Regions from separate parts of the Homo sapiens genome. Here region 1 is linked to region 2. A link is a loop called in an ENCODE intact Hi-C map of the cell type or tissue named here. Cell type or tissue: dorsolateral prefrontal cortex. All regions are shown on one strand. Each heading gives the region's core, and the rest is flanking DNA. Links, peaks and the distances in the headings are about the cores only.

The links. Hi-C counts contacts between places; a loop is a spot of excess contacts. Peaks named below come from ENCODE experiments on the same cell type or tissue, not always from the same donor. Only the 100,000 strongest peaks of a DNase experiment are listed, where the experiment ranks them.
Region 1: a loop joins it to region 2, with 4 times the contacts of the local background. A loop is called at or near these places in 24 of 110 quality-filtered maps.

Annotation. Positions count from the first base shown.
Region 1 is chr18:61,318,978-61,326,979 of GRCh38, reverse strand. No RefSeq gene overlaps it. Among named protein-coding and RNA genes, the nearest start is that of CDH20, 10 kb to the left of the region's middle. In dorsolateral prefrontal cortex, for the core only: CTCF peaks have their summits at 3,021, 4,328 and 4,527 (motif pointing left); a DNase peak (open chromatin) is centred at 4,519; H3K27ac peaks cover 1,108 bases.
Region 2 is chr18:62,127,258-62,135,259 of GRCh38, reverse strand. All of the region lies in intron 14 of PIGN (phosphatidylinositol glycan anchor biosynthesis class N), which reads left to right. Among named protein-coding and RNA genes, the nearest start is that of PIGN, 56 kb to the left of the region's middle. In dorsolateral prefrontal cortex, for the core only: CTCF peaks have their summits at 3,532 and 3,744 (motif pointing right); a DNase peak (open chromatin) is centred at 3,739.

The DNA of each region.
Region 1 (8,002 bases), core at 2,039-7,038, 810 kb after region 2:
GATTATGGAAATGTCGGAGAAGATGAAAACATCTGGCAGATCTGATGGTGAGCATAGCTGGAAAACCACGTGGCTAGAACATAGTTCCTCTCTGACGTCTGAAAAAAACTTCTCCTGTGATCTGGCAAACATTTTATCAGGGTTTTCTTTTAATCATTTAAAAGATATGGTAGGCAGAATGATGGTTTTATAAAGATGTCTATGTCCTAATTCCCAGAACCTGTATCTTTATGTTACATGGCAAAAGGGAATTAAGGTTGTTAATCAGCTGACATTCAAATAGGGGAATTATCATGGAGCATGTGAGTAGGTCCATTGTAATCCCAAAGGTCCTGCAAAGTGGAAAAAGGAGACAAAAGATGCTGAGTCAGACTGATACCAGGTGAGGACCCTGCTGCCATTGCTGGCTTTGAAAATGAAGGAAAGAGCTATGAGCCAAAGAATGGAGGTGGCCTCTGGGAGTTTGAAAGACAGAAGCAATCTCTCCAAGAGCTTTCAGAAAGGATCACAGCTCTGCTAACACCTTGATTTTATTTCTAATAAGTCACATTAAGATCAATGTCTTCTGACCTCCAGAAGTGTAAGATATTACATTTGTGCTATTTTAAGCCACTAAGGTTGTGTAATTTTTTATAGCAGCAATGGAAAACTAATACAGAAAGGATAACCAGCATGCTTACTATTTTAGATGTATTAGATGTAATATTTTAGGGTACTCAATGCCCAAGCTACATGAGCTACAGTTATATGATGTCTTGAGATTCAACTATAGAAATATGTTTTGTTATAAAATTCCCAATCCTGGTCTGAAAATAATGTATGTGACAGCTTTAGTGGTATGAAGGCAGAGTGTATGTTCTTGGATTATGTCACACTGTGTGTAACAAGGAGACCCATGGTTTTAAATTAAGTTTCCTATATAGCCCCTCAGACAGTACTCCTAGGTATAATGCTAGCATCTCAAGAGTTGTGAAATACAGCATCAATGCATGAAGATCACAATGCGTGTTTAGAATCTTGTTTGAGTCACCCAATTTGTGTTTCACTGAAACTAAACAATCATGTTCAAATTGTCCTTCTTATACTTCACTCTTGAGTAGCATGTCTTTTGAATGAATGGGTTTAAATAACTTCTTTTCTACTTTCATTATTGTTATTTGTATCACATTTGTCATGTGAACTGATTAATAATTCAACAGAGTAATAATATTAAGTGTTATATCTTTATATAAAAATGTAAATTTTCAGTAACTGAGTAGCAGTTTCTATGTTTTAGCATTGTATGGGTCTGGACTATTACTTTAGTTTTGGCGCTTCATCAAAGCATAAAGTAAATAGCAGAAAAAAATCATATGAAATATATTCACTGTTAAATTCACATGTACACTCAGCATGATACATATGCATGATGATTACTCCTTATTCATAACAAATCTCTTAAAAGCTGGGTAAGGTGCATGTTATTTAAAAATACATTAATTCCTAAAATTAGCATGGACTTTAATTTTTGAGCAGGAACCTCTGGGAAGTGAGTAAAGTCTTCACATATAGATAGAATTGCTGCAATTTTTGATATTCAACGACACTGAATGTTAAGAGAACATAAAGCAGCCTAAAAATAAAGTATAAAATAGGATGACTAATTTTATGTGGAGAGGTTTTACAGATGAAGGAAATTCAATTTGCAAGTCTCTTTGTAAGTAAAAACTATTTGTTATTCTTGACGTTATTTTGAAATTCTTATGCAACAACTAATTGCAAGAAAGAGCTCTAAATATGCTATTGATAACCCATTAAAGGCAAAGTTGCAGGTTACTTAAATTAGAGGATTAATACTGTATAACACTGGGAAATTAATAGCCACTGTTTATCTATTTGTTAGTCATTGAAAAGCATTAGGAAAGCAAAGGTAGTCAAGTGTAGTGGCTAAGAAGTCTGCCTGAGGATTCTCCCAGTCTCTGAGTTTGAATCTGGGCTCAGCTACTTGCCAGGGACCTTGAGCAAGTTAGTTAACTTTGTGCCTGTGTTTCTTCCTCTGTAAAGAAAGGTATAATAGTAGTACATAACTCATGGGGTTCTTATGAGGGTTTAATTAGACCATCCATGACAATTGCTTAGCACATTCTGGCACAGAGTAAACACACGTTAGAGATTACCCACTGTTATTATTTTTTATTGATACATAATAGTTGTACATATTTATGAGCTGCAGATGATATCTTGATATATTCATGCAGTCTGTAATGATTAAACTGGGGTAATTGGGGTATCTATCACCTCATATTATTTCTCTATGTTGGGAACATTCCAAATCTTCAAGCTATTTTGAAAATATATAATAAATTCTTGTTAACTATAATCATTCTACTATGTGATTGAACACTAGAATTTATTCCTTCTATTAACTGTATTTTTGTAACCATTAACCAATTTCTCTTTGTTCCACCCTCTCTTCCACCCTTCCCAGTCTCTAGTAACCTGCATTCCATTCATTTCCTTTATGAAATCAATTTTTTTATCTCCCAGATATGAGTGAGAACAAGTGATATTTGTTACTATTATTAATACAGACTTATAAATATCCCCATGCTTTTATGTTTTTTAGTATCATTATCATCAAGAAAGGAGATTGAAATATTTTGCTTAATATCATTTGTGCTGTTGTTAAAATAGCAAAATTACAAAATTTTCTAATATAAAGGATCTTAGGGTCAAATATCTAACTTTCTCATTTGATTATTGATAAAACTAAACTTGAGAGTCAAAGACACTTGCCCAAAGTCACACCATTTATTCCTCTCCATGTGCATACTGGGTGATTCATATTCATGAATCATGTGGATTCGTAAACCAAATCAACCCTACAGAGCCAATTAGTCTGATTCTTGTTCTTACAAGGGGGAACAGGCTTTGTCAGTGTGAGATACACAGAGGGGAGAGGGACAAAATATTGGAAGTTGAAATGTTTTTCACACAAGGGCAGCATGCACTGAAACATCCAACTGTGAATATTTGGAAAGGACTTCTTTAAAAAAAATAATAAGAAGAAAAGTGCTTACCTCTGAAAGTAGTGAGATTGTAAATTTATCCCGGTTTCTATATGTCAAATGGACTTCAGGCAAGTTCTTTTCTTTCGCTTGCATTGTCTAATCTATAATCTGATATCTGATCAAACTATCTCCCAGGATGGTTAGGAACTCAAAACAGATCCATCTGTGAGAGATATACCAGGAAGAGGTTGCAGATGTCATCTCAATTGCAATGGGAGACTAAGAGGCCAACAGAGGCAGTTAGAGCTAGGAGTATGCCCAATTCATACAACCTCTTGGGGTCAGTAATCTGTATGAGTACTGTGTGCTGAAACAGAGAATTTTGGCTATGACTTTTTCGCATGGTTAGGGTCCACTACAGTGAGCACCTGGAAGGGAAGAGACAGCAGAAATGTGGAAGAGTGAGGTGAGGGTGAATAACGGTAAGGGAAAATAGAATGTGGAGGAGAAAGTAAGGGAATTATTGAAATCCTAATGGCCAGTTTGTCTGTTTTGCCTTTCATATAGTTCATAAGTAAAAAGAAATAGAATAGAGAAGGAAAGAAAATCTAGAAAGTTTGCGAAAGAAGAGGAGAGCATCGTAACCTGCCATTCCAGGTGCTTTTTGTTGCAAGGATTCTTTTGATGAAAAGAAGAGCTGTCCAACAAGAGATTATGTGGCTGGGTACCCTATCAGTTCACTTAGGAGGTAGCCAAGGGAAATATTTTTCAGTAAATCAAATATTTTTCAACAAGAAGTTTGTTGTGAGCTTTAGATCAATAGAGAAAATAGATTTATTTTGGAGAATGTATAGGAGAAAAAGGGACAGAACTCTTAGAAGAAATTTGTGATTTTATTTAGCATGTTTAGGGCTAAAAATTCTCACCATTCTTTCCAGAAATAAAGCAGTGGGATTGAAACAATCGGGCCTTCTTTGGGGATGGTGATATTTTTGGAAAGGAAAAAGACAGATTTGGGGATATAGAATTATAACTGCAGGAGAAGCTGGAGTTAAACCACATTCCAGGAACTTTTCACCTAAGGGGCAAAGGACTATGGGTTTGTGTATGATGGGGCTGATGATGTTGAGGATGACACCAACAGTAATAATAACAACGCATTTACTACACGTATACCATGTGCCAGAGACTGTACCCAGCAATTGCATACATTATATCACTTAAGATGAAATAATAACCTGTCAAACCACCACCATTTAAGATGGCCTCCACAGATGAGGACAGCCAGGCTGAGACATGTTAAGCTTATTTTATAAGTCCAAAGATAAACAAATTATAGGTGCAGCTTAAGAAATTATTCCAGGAAATATGCTGTTCGTGGAAGCCTTCCAGGTGTGGAGAACAAGGACCCAGAAGTGATGTCTTTATGTTGATGGAGAGTCTCTGTGAGGAAGAAGGGCCGATCTTCCCTACTGTCTGAGCCCAGCCAGGGGGAGACAGGAGGGACAGAACAGGCGCCATCTGCCCTCACCGGTGCATGGGCGCCACCTACAGGTGTAAGGCGAGATAGGATGAGGGGAGCCACAGAAGACCGAAGGCAAAATGCAGAGAGGATGGGAAATGGGGAGGTGGTGAGTATTATATAGATCAGTCAGAAGAGCTGTCAACAGCATGGGATTAAGACAGCCCTGCTCAACAATGGACATGATAATCCATTGCCCCAGAAGACGGGTCCATAGTGGAAGAAAGAAGTGAACGGGCCTTCTAGAGGTGTGAACTGCAGAGATCCAAGACCATGAGAATGACTAATCCATAGAACATGGGACCCAAACCCCAGAGGTAAGGATATAGGAGAAGAGAACTAGTGTATCCCCTAGGATAAGTAGGAGAAGGTGGAGGAAGCCTTGTGGATCTAAGAAAAGTCATCTGTCCCTTCTTACAATTTTAAAGCAAGTAGCTCAGGCAGGTAAGATGTGAGTGAAGCTGGCTCCTGGAGGGCTTCAGCACACAACACCAGGCAAAGATGTAGCCTGAAGAACAGGGGTGAAGTACTAAGTGGGGGTTTCTGCATATTAAGAACATAGGCCTGTGGTTTTATAACACTTGTCAGTATGATTAAGCTTGGGGTTAGGTGTGGGTTGGTTAGAGTTGGGTTAGGGCTAATGAATAGTTGTCCTAAAGATGCATGAGATGAAATCTGGGAAGGAGCTTATATGAAAGTGAATCAAGAACAAAAAAAGGTCAAGCTTGTGAATGTATTGAATAAGGAAGTGTATCTCGGGAGAAGAGGTGAAGCAATGGAAAAAAAGACTGACTGATAGAGGTGACAGTTTAGTCAATGTAAGAAAATAGATTGAAGTATTTCTTTCTTCCTTTTTCTTTTTCTTTTTCTTTATTTACATCCACCTCAGTGTCCCAGCCCACCACGATAATAATAGCAGTAGTTAATGTTGACTGAATGTCTACAATGCTCTAGGAACTGTTTTAAGAGTCATATGCACTAGCTCATGTATTCCTTCTGACAGTTCTAGAGGTGCTACTCTTATTGCCCTTCATGTGAAAAAGGACATCAAAGGCAGAGAGGCAAAAAAAGCACACTCAATGTTATACAGGTAGTAAGAGCTAAAGCAGGAAATGCAGTTCAAGTGTTGGGATTTCAGTCTATATCCATTACCATGATACTCGATTGCTTCTTAGTGCGTATCTATCCACCTCTTTATAGGCCAAAATATGTTAATGAAATGATACATGACCTCCCCAAATGGACAGATGTATGTATAACAAAAATATAAATTGTGACTGCAGAATGTGCAGAGGCCCTTATAGTCCTATCTTACTCTTGGGGCTACATTTGCAGGGTTATTATAGTGGTAACCTATAGCTGCACACAAATGATCCCAAATTTAGTGGCTTACAAACCAACCAGAAACATTTGTTATTGCACAGTTTCTGTACACCAGAAATCTACAGACAGCTTGGCAGGGTAGTTCTGGTTCTGAGTCTCATGAGGTGAGAGTTAAGCTGTTGGCGGGGGGCTGCAGCCACCTCAAGGCTCTAGTGGTGGAGTGTTGTTTCTGACTCTCTCCGTGGTTGCCGGCAGCCCTCAGTATCTTGCCATGTGGCTTATCCCCAGGCTGCTAACTTGGAAGCTGGCTTCCCTTTTCTCAAGACTGCTTGAAGGTGTGGCAGCTGGCTTCCACAAGAGTGAGCAATTCAAGAGAGATTAAGGGAATGCCCCAGACAAAAGTGCAGCCTTTTTATAACCTAACCTCATTCACCCTTGCTATATTCTGTTAGTGGGAAGCAAGCTGCTCAGTTTAGCCCCCATTTAAGGGAGGGGATTACACAGATCTTGAGAACCAGAGGTGCCATCATCATTGGGGAATGCCCTGGCCACTGCCATGATTATGCTATCTTAGCAATTGCTTTTGTCTCTGTTTCTCCAACTCCACTTTCCTCTTTTTCACTTCCTGCAGTGATGGAGGCCTTTTAGACTCCATCAACTTCTCTTCTCTGCTCCCTCCTTTGTCTGCCTTTATCTGTCTTTTTTCACACTTCATATGCTTCCTGGTCAATATCCTACCTTCCCATGGCTTCAAACTCATTCTACCTGCATTTTTAATTTCTAATTCTGACCTCAGTTTTGAGCCTCCACCTAATTTCCTGCCTGTAGCACACCTTAGCCTGCTCCATAGACAAACTGGCCAAAACCCAAATTCACCAGCCACATTTTGTCCCACCCCACTCTCCTCTATATTAGGGGGCACAACTGACCATCAGTTTGCACAACTCAGAAATCCAGGAGACACCCTTGAAACGCTTCCCCCTTAGTTTTCCTTAACACTTAGCCAGTCATTATGGTCTTTTCCTTCTAATTCCTAGTTATTTTTGGAGCTACATTTTCTTTTTCTATCCTGATAGCTGCCTATTTCAATTAAGGTCCTTGTAATTTCTTTGCTAGATTATTAAAATAGTCTGCATAAAGGACTCCTTACCTACAATTCATCTCTTCTCAAACTAGTTCTCTGCAAATAAGACCAAGTTTTTCCTTTGTATAAAATTGTATGCTGGCTCCCCTACATCTACAGAATGAAAATTGGAAGAGATACTAGCGTAGTTGAAGAAGTGCATGCTATGGAGTCATACACAGCTGAGTTCAATCCCAACATCACCATTTATTAGCTAATTGAGGTTGGACACATTAAAAAATACTTCAAGCCTTTGTTTCTTCATCCATAAAATGGGGATGTCTTTACTGTAAAGTTGTTAGGACTAAGTAAGATAACATAAACTCCTGGACAGAAAGTGAATTTTCCATAAATAGGGGCTATTGTTGCTAACAGGCTGGCTGCATTATCGGATTTTATCTCTGTTAAGGCAATTAGCACATGTAATTCCCTAAAAATGTCATGCTCTCTACTCTTCTTTAACTTGGAAGATGCTGTTTTTGTTTTTTGTTGTTTTCCTTTTTCTGTTTGGAAGGCCTTTTTTCTGTCCATTCTCCCACCTGCTCTTCAGCTCTCTGCTTGGCAAACTTTGTCTCCTCTGTCAATTTCACTTTCCTCTTCCTGTTGGGACCTCTATGATCACTTCCTACTGATGAGGGGTTCTTGTACTCCTCATGGTGGTGCAACTTCATAGGATTCTGCTGTTTCTTCGCATACCTAGTTCCAGAGTAAACCCTAAAACTCTGGGAGTGGAGAGTCAGTCTCCACTTGTCAACAGTATAGCCCAAATGCCTAGCACCATATCTACCACAGACAGTAAATAATTTGTCTTTTGAAAAATAACATCTGGATGTATATATGTGTGTGTGTATATATATATATATATATATATATATATATATATATATATATATCTGACATCTGAATGAATACTCCTTTTTCCTTCTAATTTTAAGATAATAGTCAAATTGATTTTCAAAATCTGAAAATTCTAGTAAAGTTCTATGTAGGAGGAATAAATTCGCTTTAGGATATGTGGAAATAAAAAATTATAAGCAGAAACTC
Region 2 (8,002 bases), core at 1,079-6,078:
ACAGAACCAAACCTAAAAACATTAAAATTCTCAGAAATATTTAAGAAACTATTGCATCCATAAAACAAAAGCAGCATTAACTTTGCAAAATGTAGAAAGGTACTAGATGCATTAAAAATAACTTCTACATTTAATAAGAAAATAAATATTTCATAAGAATGCAACAAAAAACTTAAAGATAAGTTGTATAAGAATGGTCCAAATGAGAGGCAGATCCTCCAAATTAGAATAGGAAGTGAGTGGACCTCAAACTAAATGAAATGAATTTTAAGTAGTAGATGGATTGAGTAAGAAGCTGGAGGAAATTAAGGACATGATGTATACATAGAAAGCATACATTTCTTCATCCGCCCGCCCATCAAAAAAAACAATGACAATCAGAAACTTAAGGGAGAAAGAAACATTTCAAACTTTACAAGAAAGCATGCTTCAAATATAAAGCACCCTCAGATGTGGCATGATTTTGAACAGTTGCTAGGAGTGTGAGAAAGGGAATTCATTTGAACATTGTCATGTGGATCAAGGCTTTAAAGAAATAGATGAGAAAATCTAATTGTAGCATAAAACTTTGTTTTTCAGTGGACAGTATTTAAATAGTCATGTGATATAAGTATTGGTTTTCAGCTTTTAGAGTCAATCCTTGGACAAAGCAGGGAAGAATGAATTATGATTACAGAATAGAATGCAAATGTTAGCAGCCTTGAAAATGTACAAGTGCAGTTAACAGGTTGGAAGGCAGAGAGGGAAGGAAATGTACATGGAATAGTAGCGGTGCTATTGTCTTCATGAAATAGAATATGGAGAATTTTATCTTTAGTTGAATTCGTCAGAGGTTTAGGTATTAGTTTTTGTTTTGTTTTGTTTTGTTTGAGACTGACTCTCGTTCTGTTGCTCAGGCTGGAGTGCAGTGGCGCAATCTTGGCTCACTGCAACCTCTGCCTCCTGGGTTCAAGCAATTCTCCTGCCTCAGTCTCCTGAGTAGCTGGGCTTACAAGCACGCCACCACGCCCAGCTAATTTTTGTGTTTTTAGTAGAGATGGGGTTTCACCATGTTGGCTAGGCTGGTCTCGAACTCCTGACCTCGTGATCCACCCACCTCGGCCTCCCAAAGTGCTGGGATTACAGGCATGAGCCACCACGCCCAGCCTTAGGTATTAGATTATGAAAGTAACCAAGGTCACCAAAAGAGGAGGTAAAAATGTGATATAGCCAAATTGAGTGGGGAGGAAAGCCAGAGACAACAAGGGGTCAACAAAAAGTACCCCCAGTCATCAAGTCAAGAAAAAGTAAGAAGAACATGTTTTTTAAAAATGTAGGCAAGTACCGGAATAACTAAAAACAAACACATGTAAAAGTTTTTGGTCTGGGTTGGTGAACTGAGAAATGAAAAAGAGTTATTATGCCCTTGTGTAGTGTTTGATTTTTAAAAAATATGTGCATATATTGCTTTGATAAAACTTATTTTTAAAAGTATGTTTATCAAAATAAATAGATATTCTAATCATTGGCACAAATTCAGTAGAATATGTAATTGGAAAAGGATACTATTCATAATAGAAATAAAATACCCAGCAATAAAATAATGAGAAATGTATATTGTAAAGAAAACTGTCAAATTTTATTAAGGACATAACAGGCAATATAAACAAACAAATGTTGGATAATACTGTTCAATACTGTAAAAATGTCGGTCCTCTCCAAATTACTTACTGAATATGGTATTATAACAAAAGGATTTTTGTATAACTCAAAAACATAATTTTAAAATTTATATCAAAAATAAATTCTCAAGAATAGCTTAATTAGTTTTGAGAAAGAAGAACAAGATAAGAGATTTGCTCTGCTAGATAACAGAACACATTCTAAAGCTATTATAACTCTAAAAAATGTAGTATTGATGCAGGCCAAACATATAGATTTAGTGGAACTGATTCGTGAGTACATAAAGAGATAAGATTCACTTGTCTACAACGTGCACCTTGACTTATGATGGGGTTACATCCCTAAGTTGCAAATAATGTAAGTGCAAAATGGATTTAATACACCTAACCTACTGAACATCATAGCTTAGTCTAGCCTACCTTTAATGTGCTGAGAACACTTAACATTAGCCTACAGTTGGTCAGAATCATCTAACATAAAGCCGACTGTATAATAAAGTATTGAATATCTCATGTAATTTATTGAATACTGCATTGAAAGTGAAGAACAAAATGATTGTGTGGGTACTCAAAGTATGCTTTCTACTGAATGCATATCACTTCCATGTTAGCTGAAAAATCCTAAGTCAAACTCTCATAAGTTTGGGACAATCTGTATATGGGATTTGGTTTTGACTGAAGGTAGTGTTTCAAATCAGTAGGAGAAAGATTTGTACTAAGAAAATTGACCATTTGGAAAAAATAAGGCTAGCTCTTGTAACCTCATTTCATTCACAAAACTAAATTCTACATTGATTAAAGAACTGAATATTTAAAAATAAGTAAAAGTGTGAGGTCTATAAAATATAAAATTTAACAGTCATATGGAAAAGATATTAGCTAGCATCATAATCAGAATTTTATTTTATCATTTTTTTTTAATAGAGATGGGATCTCCCTATGTTGCCCAAGCTTATCTTGAACTCCTGGGCTCAAGCGGTCTGCCTGCCTTGGCCTCCCAAAGTGCTGGGATTGCAGGTGTGAGCTACTGTGCCTGACTGTAATCAGAATTTATTAATTATATCAGTTACATAAAATTGGAAAATATACCAGAACCAGGTGGAATACTAAATTGAAAATTATTTTTTAATCATTTAGGGAGATGTGAACCACAGAAATTATTTGTTAAATTATTTTTAAGAGTATTTAGTTTCACTCATTAAAAATTTCATTCCCCCTTGAGGTATTTTGAAATAGAATATTTAAGGGCATTGACTAAATGTTAGCTCTGCATTACAAGTCTTTAATGTTTGGTGTTATCAGAAAAAACAGTTATCACCATTTACTGAGTACCATCGACCCTTTATTTCTTTAGTCCAGTGGGTTTTTTTCACATTAACATCATATATTTCTTTTTAATCACTTTTATATATGCACATAATGTCAGCATGTCTTCTTAGAAACTATATCAAGTAAATGTGGGCCTATAAACATAAAAGATCAAAGAGTACTGTTGTCACACATGCTTTTAGCAAAAAAGATAACCCAGGTTCTTTTCACAAACTATTGTGTAATAAAGTCTTTCCTTTTGTATAAGCATCATTTTTTTTTGTTCTTAGAAATATATTGTTCACTTGTCTGTTCTTAACTTGAGAAAATTCATCTAGGACATTGGCATCTGAAAATTCATAGTATCAAAATTTTCGTGACATGATTAATTTCACCAGCATTATTAGATTTTAGTTTAATGGTATCTTCACCATTTTTCCATTATCTTGTTCAGTCTTTTCTAGCATAGTTATGAGTAATTGGTGAATAATAAAATAATTCCTAGGGTAATGAAATAGCAAATGTTTCAGGACGTAGGAAAAATAAAATTGCCAAGATTCTTTATCTTAGGCTTGTAAAAGGGTCTAACAGGGCCATGTGGTAATTGCATATCCTATTTTTTTGCAAAAATAAATAAATTTTCTCTTTGATATTTTAAAGACCTCTAAAAAGAATAAAAGTCATAAAACATCCATTCTGATAAAGAGAACTGCTAAAAAACAAACACCTGAAGCTAAAATTGGGTCTGGCAGACCCTGGTGATGGTATGCTGAAGGATGACCAGCAGGTGGAGCTACATGACCAGGAGAGGCATAAAAGGATCACCCATCTGTAAAAGGAGGAAAAACACTTTATGTTTAAAATTGTATACTTTAGAGGCTGGAGTAAGACAAGAAATAATTTAAAAGAAAAAATGCCACAGAATAAGAAGAAAGCAAAAAAGATCTCTTCAGAGATATCTTAGGGGGAAGAATACGGAATTGGGAAGGGGATATATACCTTGCCAATAGAAGCAAAAATATTTGTTACTTTTTTATTTGAAAATTATTATATAAATTTGATAAACAAAGAAATTTTAACAAAAAACTGTATTTTCTACTAAAATGGCAACAGTATTTGGTTTCTCTTATAAAATTTGTTTCTTTTAGCTGATAAAGGCCCTTCCCTTAGACCCAACTTAAATACTAGCTTGTATGTGAACCTTTCTACCAGTTTACCTATCTGATTTACTAATTATTTGTAAGAAACATAATTTTCTGCTTCAAAACTGAAATTTATCTTTAAAAAAAACTTCTGTGCATCACATACCTACATAGAAAAATATTATTCATTTATTCACTTATGACATGAAGGGTGATACGATTCTATATCATTGGTCATGCTAAAGGAATGAAAATTATTCTAGAAATAACTTTTTATCCTGCTTTCTCTGTCTTTATACTCTTAAAATATTTTTCCCTTTAAATAGACATTCTAAAAAGGAATAGACAAGTATTACTAAAATATTAGGTCATGTGTAGATGAAAGCAAAAAAAATTTGTAACAAAAATCAGAGTAAGAAAGGGCAGCATTTTAGGAGATCTTGTCCTCTAAACACTAGCTGACCCTGAATAATTGATAAAATTCTTGGTAATCCTAAAATGTGGTTTACCTTATTCTATAGTATTAAGTAACCATTAAAAAAATGAATAGTAACAATTACAGCAAAGTAATGTGCACAGATTAAGACAACTCATTTCTCTCTTTTTTTTTAACTTAAACATGACATGTTTATAGATTCTTTAAAACTTGATATTTTCAATAAAAACAATTTAGTCAATAAAGGAAATTTTTCCTCACAAATTACTATGTAGAATGTTGTATTTCAAACATGTTGCTTTTTAAGTTAATACTTCATTAGTTTATCCATATCTGTAACTATGCATAGATTAAAGGGAAAATGAACAACAAATAGTAAAACCATCACTTTTCCTTGTGGGCAATCTGAATTTGGGCAGTTGATAGGAAGATATATTAGTTTTCTAGGGTTGCCATAACAAACTACCACAACCTACATGGCTTAGCATAACAGAAATACATTCTTTCACAGTTCTAGAGACTAAAGTCCAAAATTAAGGCTAGGAGTCCAAAAGCAAGGTGTCACCAGAACCATGCTCCCTCCAAAGGCTTAGAGTAGAATCTTCCCTTGCCTCTACCTAGCTTCTGGGGGCTGCAAGCAATCCTCGGTTTCCTTGGCTTGTAGCTTTATCATTCTACTCTCTATCTCTGTCATCAGTGGTCTTCTTCCTTGTGTCTCTGTCTCCAGATCTCCCTCTCAAGGACACCAGTCACTAGATTTAAGGTTCACCCTAATTTAGTATTAATGTGCTTTAGCTTGATGATGTCTACAAAGACACTATTTCAAAATCAGGTCACATTCCCAGATACCAGGGGTTAGGACCTTTTTGGGGGACACAATTTAACTCTCAACAGAAATTAATAGTTTACATTTGTCATCATTTCAGCCATTGCAGAGTAATTATCTTACAATGCTTCATTGATTTACTTAACCAGTATTTATTGTTTTCCTACTGTGTCCCAGGCACTATACTGATGTTGGAAAAGATAGACGTAGTGCCTGCCCTTGTTGGACACAAAGTCTAATGGGAACATATAGACAGTATAGCAAATGATACAGCATGATAAGGGATAATTCAATGTATTATGAGTGACTGTTTTTGTAAGAACAGTTGAGGAGCACCAAACCCACAGATGAGGGATGCAAATTTATAGGAAGTTAAATAAGACAACTTCAGTGAAGGCAGTGTTGGAAAGAGAACTTTTGATTTGTTGATACCTCAGAGAGCAGCTGAGATGGAGACGCAAGAAGTCTTCAGCTCAACGCACTTCTGAGGTAGTAACAGCCAATATACTAGCTTTCATTAACTTGACACTAATTGCTATGGGCTGCAGTGGGTCTGAGACAGCTAAGAATGTGGACTTAAGGTGGGAAAGTATGGCAGTGATGTGCTAACAAGAGACTCAGCTCTCTGAGAGAGGGAAAGACTCCCATTAATAGCCTTTGCCAATTTCATTGGTATAAATACGCTCACTATGATCAATCTCAAGCTACCAAGGATGATGCGACTAGAGAAAGGGAAGAGTTGTACACCATCTGCTCTCGGGAGCTGGTGTGAGCAGCCCTCAGCACGCCACTGAGGGAGGGAGAGAAGGGAGTAAGGAATTGAGGCAAGGGGAGAGAAAGCCAGGTGTTGAGAGCTAATAGAAAGTGCTTTCCAATATTGGCTTTGCATTGTCCTTGGAAGGGAATTTTGCAGGGAGTGAGTGGGGAGATCTGCATTTCCAATGAAACATCGTTGTATACTTATATTTTAATATTTCTTTATGATGACTTCTTATTTTGAAGCCAAATAGAAGAAACTTAATAGTTTATTTTTGCCTTACATTTTTCATGTTAAATATATTAAAGAAAATGTATTTTAGCTAAGGGACAGTAGATGCAAATGTAATAATAAAATATTATAGCCCTCTAGAAATAATGGGCTTATAGAATTTAATGAATATTTTAAACATTTTATTAAAATATTTTAATGACTCAAAACCCACTTTTGTAATGTGAAAACAAAGGATAATTTTTTCCTCATATCAACCTAAATGAACTCTTCTACCTTTTTTTCTTTTCTTTTTTTTCTTGATCTCTGTGGCTGCATGTGAGTATCCAGCTGTGCCCTGAGCTAACACTGTTACCTATGCAGTGATTCTGGAGTTGGGTAGCTTTTCCCCCTGATCTCTTATGGACCCCATCTGTTCTAAAGTTCCTTGTTTAAATGTAAAATACCTTCCGTGGCCTAGTGGTTTTAATTATGTTACTAGCTCTGTGGTCTGATCATTTAGGAGTTTCTTTGGCATTCCTCCTGGCTGGCTTCCAGCCATTTCTTTGTTTATACTTTTTACCACAAGCAAATCTCATCATCTCCAAAGATGATATCTCTGAAAGTCCTCAGTTTGTCACACCAGTCACAAGTATCTGAAAAGAGGGGAAGAAAATAATCAAATCCTTTTCCCCAAGTTTGAAATTCAGGAATTTTATATATTTTTTTGGTAATGTCATGAATAGTATAGTGATTTTTAAATGTATAGTTGTTTTATATATGATATTTTTAAATTCAGGAATAATTCTTGTGGGAATTATAAGATGTTTTTGACATTATAAAAGTGGGAATAAAAAATATTTTAGAAGATAAATATCCTAAACCAAGAGTTAGAAAATTTCATAAGGATTTTTCATAAGTTTGTTGGTATGTTTTCCATGTGTAGTTTCCCATGCATTTTCTTGTTGGGAAAATAGCACCATGTATTTTTAATTGCCATTTCCATCATCAGTCCTATCTTCTCCTTCCGCTATTATGTATGTTTATTATGGCCTGGATAATTGGAGTAAGAAAAATGCCACAGGATATAGGTCCCAGCTACTCAGGAGGCTGATATGGGAGGATCACTTGAGCCAAGGAGATCAAGGCTCCAGCGAACCTCAGTCACACCACTGCGTTCCAGTCTGGGTGAAGAAGCAATACCTTGTCTCAAAAAACAAAACAAAAAAAAAACACACAAAAAAACCAGACTGTTGCAGTTGTTCAAGCAAATGATAAGGTCTTGCACCATTGCTTTCCTCATGACTACCCGCTCACAGTTATTATGTACTTAGTGTATGCAAGGCACTGTTTTAAATAATTTATCAGTGTTCGCTCATTTAATTCTTAAAACAGCCTGATATGGCGGGTACTGTTATTACAGATACTTCGGCTGCAGTGGTTTGACTTAGGATTTTTCGACTTTATGATGGTGTGAAAGCTATACGCATTCAATAGAAACCATACTTCAGCAACAGTATTCAATAAATTACATGAGATATTCAGCACTTTAGTATAAAACAAGCTTTGTGTTAGATAATTTTGTCAAACTGTAGCCTGATGTAAATATTCTGAGTACATTTAAGATAGGCTAGGTTAAGCTATGATGTTTGGTTGGTTAGA